Linked DNA regions of Homo sapiens: region 1 is linked to region 2. Evidence: read pairs that join two places in POLR2A ChIA-PET (ENCODE). Cell type or tissue: PC-9. All regions are shown on one strand. Region 1 has its middle 36 kb from the start of LINC01963. Region 2 overlaps MARCHF4 (membrane associated ring-CH-type finger 4).

The links. ChIA-PET counts read pairs that join two places held together with the same protein. Peaks named below come from ENCODE experiments on the same cell type or tissue, not always from the same donor. Only the 100,000 strongest peaks of a DNase experiment are listed, where the experiment ranks them.
Region 1: POLR2A ChIA-PET joins it to region 2 with 6 read pairs; 2 of 35 experiments call an interaction of 5 or more read pairs at or near these places.

Annotation. Positions count from the first base shown.
Region 1 is chr2:216,250,277-216,255,276 of GRCh38, reverse strand. No RefSeq gene overlaps it. Among named protein-coding and RNA genes, the nearest start is that of LINC01963, 36 kb to the right of the region's middle. In PC-9, no CTCF peak of the experiment used is centred here; no DNase peak of the experiment used is centred here.
Region 2 is chr2:216,314,145-216,319,144 of GRCh38, reverse strand. All of the region lies in intron 1 of MARCHF4 (membrane associated ring-CH-type finger 4), which reads left to right. It overlaps MARCHF4-AS1 (MARCHF4 antisense RNA 1), which reads right to left. Exons shown (of 3, transcript XR_001739877.2): 2 at 997-1,067. Among named protein-coding and RNA genes, the nearest start is that of MARCHF4-AS1, 13 kb to the right of the region's middle. RefSeq lists enhancers at 1-437, 2,458-3,657. In PC-9, no CTCF peak of the experiment used is centred here; a DNase peak (open chromatin) is centred at 2,984; H3K4me3 peaks cover 1,740 bases; H3K27ac peaks cover 3,194 bases.

The DNA of each region.
Region 1 (5,000 bases), 64 kb after region 2:
ATCTGGATCAGGTCAACCAGGGAGATTAGAATGTGAGAGATCTACAGGAAAGCTTTGGAGATTGGGGTAAATACAAATAAATGATTTATGTCCCCTACAGAAAAAAAAGCTGAGTTTACATGACAATTCTTGCTGTTATATCCAGATAATATCATGGTTGAATGAAGCCTATATAATAGCGGGTTGGTTATATTTGAGAACAATGGAATTCTGAAAGGGCAATAGGAATAGTTCAATCATATTTTTATGGGGAAAGAGCCAAGATTCATATAGGTTCACAGAGGCCTCTCCTCCCAATTAAAAAATAAAAATAAAAAATTATCCTCTTTGGATATTAGACTTTTGGCACTGGTTCCAAATGAGTGGTGTGGAGTGGCAGGTTGGGGGTTCTAGTCACAGTCCACAGCATTTAGGAGAACCCCACAAATATGAGGTCTTGTCCCTACCTCTCAGGAAAATCAGGTGTCACCATCTTAGAACATAGAAACTCCAAAATCATAGAATTGTTTTAGTCTCTATGAGATAACTGTTATTTGTTTTGCCTGTGAGATCCGGATGTATGGCAGAGGGTAGGGGCATGGTTTGATAGGACCATAACCAATTTCTAAGGATAATTGTGTGTTCGTAAGCAGAATTTCTTGTATTGTGGAGGTGAGAGGGCAGCGGGGGTGGGAGGAAAAACGCATATTGTATTGTTCCTCGCTACCTTTCCTCAAATTATCCTGCCACAGCATTGATGCAGTAGTCCCAAAACCTTCTCCCCACACTTTCTCACCCCCCTTATTGGTAGAATAGAATATGGAAACTAGGCAATCCTTGGGGTGCTGTGGACAGTAGAGTGAAACTCCGGAATGACTCCAAGTGTGAGGAACTGGCCTCGTTCAGGGTCTGGGCTGCCTTGGCTGGTGGTCAGTGGGCTAGCTCAGTACCTACTCATCCCACCATGGGCCCCCATCATGGGTCCTCCCTCCTCCCACATCTACTCCTCACACAGCCCATCACAGCGCTGAGAATCCACTGGCTTTCTTCCTGCCCAAGCCAACCAGTTGAGGACTGCAGCATTCAATATCCTCCTGGCTCCCAACCACAGTTGGTCGAGGTGAGTCCCTCTTCTTTAAGTGTGTTACCCATAACACGTACCAAAACGTCTCCCCATCGTGCTCAGGTCCAGCCCACGGGCTCAGTAGATGTTTAGGGAGGAGGAGGAGCCGTGGCTCAGGAGGGTTTAGGGTTATGGATGAAAAGAGAAGCAGGCTCACCCGGTGCCCATGCTGTCATACCTTTCGAGAAGGAAAAGTCCTAAACACAGCAACCTCAGTGCCCTTGGCATTGGCCAAAGTCTGGCGCTCTGCCATTTTCTGAAGTCCAGCCCAGCAAGGAAAGCACCGTGCCGGATGCTGTTGGCACCTTGGCATAGAACACCTCCAAGGTGCCCATGGGTCTGAGGGGCCCTCTCCCACAGAGAGGGGACAATCCACTAAATGAAAAAGTAGAATGCTTGGGCTCTGCATCTAATAATACAGAGGTGGATTTATTTTATTTTATTATTTATTAATTATTTGTCCAAGGTGGTTGGGTTTTTCCAACCCCATAAGTTGGAAACTACTGTTATTCCCATTTTTCAGGGGAGGAAACTGAGGCCTGAAAGGTTAAGCACGATGCCTAAGGTCATACAGCTATAGACGGTGGCACGGGAATCTATACCTCAGCTGTCTGAGGCCATACATTGGGCTGCTAACCTCTGCGTTTTACTGCCTCTCAGCAAAGTGGAAATGCATTTAAAAGGTTTATCTGATTCAAGAGGCAAAGAAGGAAGTGTATGAGGCCCCCATCAGCCAGATGTAACCGAGATGTCTGTATGTCACATGTCCTTCAATGTCCGCTAAGGTCAGCTCCAACCTCTCCATCCCTCCTTCTGTGGGAAGATTGATACCTTCAGCAGTTTTTCTAATAATTCAGACCCTAAAATTTTTCCTGGTTGCCTCCTACTCCGAAATCCAGACTCCTGAACTCCGGGTTTCCGTTTTCTGTCTTAGAGCTATTTCTTTATTTCAACCCTGTGTTAAACCCAAATGTTGGACATGATTCCTCCTCCTTGATTTTCCATTCCATCTTAAATAGTATCACTTACAGTTGTGTATAATTTAGTTTTATCAGGAAGTCAGAGGTAACTAGAAGTTTATTCATATAAGAACCTGTGGTGAGAAACTGCAATATGGAAGTTCTTGCCAGTTGGGTACCTCAAATGTAAATTAGATAAAACCACCTTCAAAAACCCCGCTGCCTATTTATTAGACTCTGTTACGAAGCTCAGCATTTTTCATAAAAAATATTTCTCATGAAAGAGCTTGGCAAGCTTATGCTTATTAACCATAAATAAGCAAGCGAACAGTATTTTCTCTTCTGGGAAATTTGCATTTTTAAGAGGAGGTAATTCTTAAGCAAGGGGAGTAATCCCATAAGTGGTGGACTTTCAATCATCAGCGGGCAGGTGGACAATTGTATGGTGTTCTTTTAGCCAGGAGGACCACAGCCATGTATCTGCATTTGACACACGGGTACACACACAGAAAGACATAAGCACAGAGAGTAACAAATGCATTCTCCAAAAGGTGACATGGAGTCAAGGCCTGTTGACTGAGCAGCCTGTTGGTTTTCTCCTGGAGGATCACGACTCCCAGGCAATAGATGGAGAGGGGCAGGAAGAGGCCTGTCTGTATCAGGCCCTCTAAGCTTGGTAATGTTACGTGGCTGGAGCAGCCCCTTTTTCCACAGGTTAGAGTTGGGATACCAGCTCTTATGTCCCAGGCAGTGATCCTTCCAAAGGGTGACTTGTTGAGAGGGGAACCCTCTGCACCCTCCAACACAGGCTGCTATCCCTCTTCCAAGAAGAAATGCAGAAATCGTAGAGCTGCCACTGCCCTGAGCATGCTGAGAGGATACACCTGTCTGCTGAATTATGGTGACTTTATTGTAAGTCCTAGTCCCAGCCTCAAAAGCCTCAAGGCTGAGACATTAGCTCACGTTGTCCATCGCTCCTCAAATCATTTCAGTGGACACTGTTGCTTTTGTCTATTCAGCACACAGTGACCCACCCTCTTTCCTATGGGAAACTCATGCCATATGGTTTTGGTAGGGCTGAACCACTAAAACCACTGTAGCCATAGAAATGAGACTGTGATCCAGGCTGGATAGTCAAACGTCTCTTATTTCTGTGTCCACAGGGGTTGATTCAGAAATTGGTGTGTGAGGCCGGGCGCGGTGGCTCTCGCCTGTAATCCCAGTACTTTGGGAGGCTGAGGCAGGCAGATCATGAGGTCAAGAGATGGAGACCATCTTGGCTAACAAGGTGAAAGCTCGTCTCTACTCAAAAAAAAAAAAAAAAAAAAAATAGCCTGGCGGGCGCCTGTAGTCCCAGCTACTGGGGAGGCTGAGGCGGAAGAATAGCGTGAACCAGGGAGGTGGAGCTTGCAGTGAACCGAGATTGCACTACTGCACTTCAGCCTGGGCGACAGAGCGATACTCCGCCTCAAAAAAAAAAAAAAAAAGACGTTGTCCTCCCTGGGACTTATCCATCAGGGCTAGTGGGAGACACAGTTTCCCTCCACTAGGGTTGCTAGCTGCACATCTGTGTGTCAGGGAAAATAAAAGATCCCATCTTCTGCCACCAAGAAAGCATCTACCTTCTGAATGTGGTCAAGACATGGAGACAAACAAAGCAAAGAGCAAGAGAGAGATGGTCCTGCCTCTCCTGGACCCACTCATGACTAAGCCAGCTTCTCCACTAGATTTCCCAGGACATTAGGCAATCAATTTCATTTTGCTTATATTAGTCTGAGCTGCATGCATATCACTTGTAACCAAAATTTTTTCAAATTATGAATACAAAGCTTTCCTTATATCCCCATGACAAAACTTTGTGTTAAATCCATGGTGCATTGGTTGGGAGACCAAAGACTGTAACAGGTTGCCTCCCTTTACTATTGAGTAGGGCTCAAGGTGGCTTCCTGGCAGCATTCACAACTGTTATTCTCCTTTAATTCTTTCTTTCTTTCTTTCTTTTTTTCGTGAAAGTCTTGCTCTGTTGCCCAGGCTGGAGTGCAGTGGTGTGATCTCAGCTAACTGCAACCTCCACCTCCCGGGTTCAAGTGATTCTTGTGCCTCAGCCTCCCAAGTAGCTGGGACAACAGGCACACGACATCACACCTGGCTAATTTTTGTATTTTTAGTAGAGATGGGGTTTGTCCGTGTTGCCCAGGCTGGTCTGGAACTCCTGATCTCAGGTGATCCACCTGCTTCGGCCTCCCAAAGTGCTGGGATTACAGGCATAATCCACTACACACCTTGCCTCCCTTAATTCTCTTTGTGAATCTGTTCAGTTATCAAATGATAAAATAGAAAGACAATATGCACAGACACACACGCAGAGAGTGTTCTCTTAAAACATTTCTTTAGATTACACTGGGGAGACAAAGAAGGGACCTAAAGTGAAAAATAGGTAGATCTCTCATCAGAACTCTGATCTAAGGGCTTAGGAAGGGGCAGGATCCAATTATGAGGGCTTCAGGACACCAGGATTCAGAATGGAAGATATGAGGCAAAGCACAGTGCAAGACCTTGATCCACTGGCCACAGTCAAAGGGGTTCTCCATTACCCCTGGTATTGCCCATGATACAGCCCCCCAACATGTGCCACCTTACTGCTACTATTATTGTTTTTCCTGGATTAAATAAGCTACCATGGGTGTCTGACTTTAAAAATGGGGACCTATGGAAGCAGTCAGAACCAGGTCAGAATCCCTTGTGAACATGGGCAAGTATCTTAGCTTTTTTGGTCTGTGGTTTCCTCATCTTTAAAATAAAGATAATTGGCCTCTGAAGACCTTTGTAATATCAGAGATAATGCATATAAAGTAGGCAGTAAATAAATAATTGCTATTATCATTTTTTATTGTTCAACAGAGTAATAGGAAAGTTGTATCATTACCATAGCATATAAA
Region 2 (5,000 bases):
GTAGAAACAGGGTTTCACCGTGTTGGCCAGGCTGGTTTTGAACTCCTGACCTCAAGTGATCCGCCTGCCTCAGCCCCGCAAAGTGCCGGCATTACAGATGTGAGCCACCGCACCCGGCAGGTAGATTTGTTTTAAGGTAAATATATTTCATATTCCAGAATTATTTCAGCAATCACAAATTCTTTTCTTTTTTGAAAAAAGAAAAGAAAATCCATAATCCTACCTCCCCTACATAGACTGCTTTCATTTTTGTGTGTCCCTTTTCTGAAATCTGTGTCTTTAAAATCCCCTAAAGAAGTAGCTTTGATGATTTTTTCTTAGTCACATCATTAAAGTTTGGGGGTGAGGAAAATCTCTTTAGCTGTAAGCGCTTTCTGTGTGTTAACCCAAAGTCCCATCATGACAGCAAGGCCCTGGGCAGTGGAGCCCCTGGCACCTCTCTGATTTCATTTCCTGCCATTCTCATTCACGGCAGCCTCTTTTCTCACATCAGCCTGCTCCTACCTCAGGGCCTGTGAACTTGCCCTCCTCCCTGTCTGGTCTTCCCTCTGATATTCACACAGTTCACTCCCTCACTTCCTTCCAGTCTCTGCTCAAATTTCATCACCTAAGGCTTTCCCTGAACCCCTCTGGTACTTTCCATTGCTCTCCATCCCTTTATTGAGATTTAATTATCTTCATAGCACTTATGACCCCCTCCCATATATATTTTGAAATTACCTGTTTATTAAAGTCTATCTTGTCCTGCTGGAATGAGTCCCCTGAGAGCAAGGGCTTTGTTTGATTTGTTCACTGCTACATCCCCGTCCCCTACAGCAGTTGGCTGGCCTGGGAGGGGCGTTCGTTTGCCCGCTTAAGGATGCTTTCTGCTTCGGCTCCCTTTCCCTTACATTTTGCTCAACAGAGGTGGTGAGGAACTGCCTGCTTCCCTTGCTGTAACATTCATTTAAGGATGACCTGTGCCAAGGTAAGGAAAACTTAGATCGAGGCACTAACCTGCAGAACCTTGAGAGTAAAGACATGAAGGCAACTCTGTTTTCTGCTGGTGACTTGAATCGAGCTTCCTGCTGTAAGAAGGAAAGATTCTGCAATGAGCAACATGCTTTCATTTCCACAGCTTGTATCTAAGATCAGCCTCGGAAGCGCTGGTTGCATTTGCTTGGAAGAACTCTTGTTTTCCTAGTAATCTTCACACCTACTCCCTTTACCTTCTCAGTGTCAGACAGCTGGCACAATGGCTGAGATCTTTCTATTGTCCTCCATCAGCACAAACTGTCCTGGAATTGCAGAATTCTCTGATAGTCAATGTGTCCACTGTTTACTCTTCCATTCATATCCTTCACGCCATCACCACACGACCCGGTCATATGCTTTCTCTACTTTACCCGCTTATAGAGAGGTGTAAAAAAAGCTTGCTTTAAAAGGATTAGGGGCTGGGCATGGTGGCTCATGCCTGTAATCCCAGCACTTTGGGAGGCCAAGGGGGGTGGATCACTTGAGGTCAGGAGTTCGAGACCAGTGTGGCCAACATGGCGAAACCCCATCTCTACTAAAAATACAAAAATTAGCCAGGCGTTGTGGCTTGTACCTGTAATCTCAGCTACTTGAGAGGCTGAGACATGAGATCACTTGAACCCAGGAGGTGGAAGGTTGCAGTGAGCCAAGATCACACCACTGCACTCCAGCCTGGGCGACAGAGTGAGACCCTGTTTCTAAAAAAAAACAAAAAAGGATTAGGAAGCTGATGTTGCATGTGGGCACCCAAATTGGCTCCTCATGGGAGGAGAGGGGGTTTAGTTGGATTTAATGTTTTAGAGCCCAACCTTCCTGCTGCATTTCCCTGACAAGATATGATAAAAGCTAAATACACATAAAAATATTCCCATTACCCCAGAAACTTCTATGAGATAAGAAAATAACACTACCAACCAATGGCTCTGCCATAAGATAATTGTCCAGCAATGTATCACTGGAGAGCAGGTCCTCTATAAAGACGCCAATGAAAGAGTATGGCTTTGGGGGGTGGGGGCACTCATATCAGGCTTGGACTTGACAGGTTCAGAAGCCCCTTCCAGACCAGCTTGGGCTGAAGAGGTTAGAAGGTTGGAGAAGGTTGGAGAGTGCTCATCCTTTCCCTCCCTTGCAGGCAGTCCCCCTCTCCCACCTCATCCCATGCTGGTCATGCTTAGATTACTCAGACGTCCGTAGCCACTCCTGTTGAGCAAAATGTAAGGAATTCCCCCTTGGAGTCCTCTGATGTGCCCAGTGACTAGTCTCTCCTCATCCCTTATGCCAGGATTCTCAAAGTAAAGTGCACAGATCACCTGCTTCTCAATGACCTGGGGTACCTTTTTCAAAATGCAGATTTCTGGACAACACCTTGGACCTGCAGAATCAGAAGTTCTGGGGGTGGGGCAAGAAGTACATAGCAATTTAGGAACTTCTGTCTCAGTGTTCAGTTTTTACTTAGTACCTTGACACTACTCTTAGTTCCTGGCTCTACTGGTATAATTTTGGGATTTGGGGGTGTATCTATTTTTTTGTGCCTCAGTTCTTCTGACCCTGTCCCCGCACCCCTCTCCCGCCCCCCATTTCCCAGGACTGTGGACCTATTTCATTTCTTCAAGAATGAAATTTCCTTCTTCCACTATGCAATACCCCGTTCTAGAAATTTGCCTTTCATCTCTTTCCTTGAATCAGAGAGCTGCCCTGTTTTTGCAAGATTTTGCAGTCCTCAGCAATTTTCCCACATGTTCAAGAGGGACTAGGAGGAAGATAGGGCCTCCGTTTTAGAAAGGGGCGTGAGCAGGCAGGGACCCCACAGCAGGAAGCACAATTAAGAATGTTCTCAGCAGGAAGGCTGCTCTCCGGGAAGCACAGAGAGCTATCAGGACAAGTGACCTTTCTAATCATGCCTGACATTTCACAGCCTCGAAGGCGGAAGGACTGCCCTTATTCCGGAGGCGCAGTGTCGCGCTGTGTCACCCCCAGACACCTGCGTCTGAGCTGTGGTGACTCGGCCTCCAACCAGGCGATGAATCAGAGCAGCAAAGGGCTTTGTTTCCCTGGGAAAAGAGAAAACATTGAGCAGAGGGCTTATGTGGATGGTGACTGTGTCTAAACCAGGGATAGAAAGACCCTGATGGAGGATGTCGCCTCCCTTAGGGATTAGCCCTGCTCTGGAGGGCTCCAGTGATGCAGATCAGACAGACCTGCTCCCAGGAAGCGAAATAGATGGGATCCTCTTCCAGTTCCTTCTGGCCTAAGGCGACTGGGATGACTCACTTTTTACCCATCTCAGTAAGAAAACAGCTTAATTTTTTCTTAGTATAAACGGTAATGCACACTCATTCTAAAAAGGTCATATAAAATATAAAGATATAAAAAGTAAAAGTTACATGTAATCTCATCGCTTAGAGAAATCCATTGTTAACATTTTACGGACATTTCTATGCATATATATGGTATTTTAAAACGAAATACAGTCCCATTGAAAGTGCTGTTTTGTAAGCTGCACTTTTCTACTCAACATCTTGAAGGCATTTTCATGTCAGTAAAATATAAATTTAACAAAATTCTTCTTAATAACTTCACTGTATTCCATTGTATGAATATAGTCTCCTGAGGTTGTCTCTGATTTTAAATCATAATAGAATATAGTATAATGAACATCCTGATAGTTAAATTTTTCTGCAGAACTGAGGGTGCTTCCTTACAACAAATTCCTAGCAGCAGACTTGCTGAGTTGAAGAATATGTGTATTTTTAAAGCCTTTACTCTCTGTTTTCTAGAAAGGGTTATACCAATGCACATTCCCACCGACTAGCAGAGAATAGAATACTTGCTTCTCCATACTCTCCTTGATTCTGTGAATTACCATTCTTTTAAATCTCTGCCACTATCAGGAGTAAACAATAGCATGTCATTATTGTTCTAAGGTTTATGTCTCTATTTACTAAAGAAGATTTCCAATATTTATTGATTATTTGTGTTTCTTGTTTTGTGAATTTGCTTGACCTTTTTCCCCTTCTTTGGGAGTATTAAATTTTCTGATATTTAGTTTTAAGTACTTTCAATCTAGTAAGGACAATAATATATTGACATTCAAGTTATAATGATTTTTACCAGTTTACCATTTGTCTTTAGCTTTATGTGGTCTCTGCCATGAAGAATTTAAAAATTCTGATGTCGTCTGACTACTGTGGTTCCAGCTTTTTTTGGAGTCACATTTAGAAAGGGCTTCTCTGTTCCATGGTTGTAAAAATATTTATCTGTGTTTTCTTTCTAGCTCTGTCACCTCTCATGCTCTTCTTACCACTTGCCCTCTCTGCCTGGAATGATCTTCCTTTGCTCTTCAACCGAGTGGCTCCTTCTTATTCCTCAAATCTCAAATTAAATACCATCTGCTTAGAGAAGTCTTTCCTGGTTACATAACCTAAAGGAGGTTTCCCTAACCCTGGTCTTCTTTCTTTTAGCATCCTATTATTTTCCTTTTTAACTTTTATCAATAATTGTAGTTACAGGCCAAGCACGGTGGCTCTTGCCTGTAACCCCAGCACTTTGGGAGGCTGAGGCAGGTGGATCACTTAAGGCCAGGAGTTCAGGACCAGCCTGGCTAACATGGTGAAAACCCATCTCTACAAAAATACAAAAATTAGCTGGGCGTGGTGGCGTGTGCCTGTAATCCCAGCTACTCAGGAGACTGCAGTGGGAGAATTGCTTGAACCCTAGAGGCAGAGGTTGCAGTTAGCTGAGATTGCACCACTGCACTCCAGCCTGGGCAGTGGAGTGAGACTGTCTCAAAAAAAAAAAAAAAAAGTAGTTACATCATTTGTCTACTTATTTAATATATGCACCCCTAATTAGATTGTAAACTCTATGGAGGGCAGAAACCATATCTGTTTTTCATTTTAAGAACCTAACCTAGCAACTGGTACACAGTAGATGTACAAAAGACATTTGTTAAAAGTCATTGCATGCTAAATCCATCTAGAATTTAT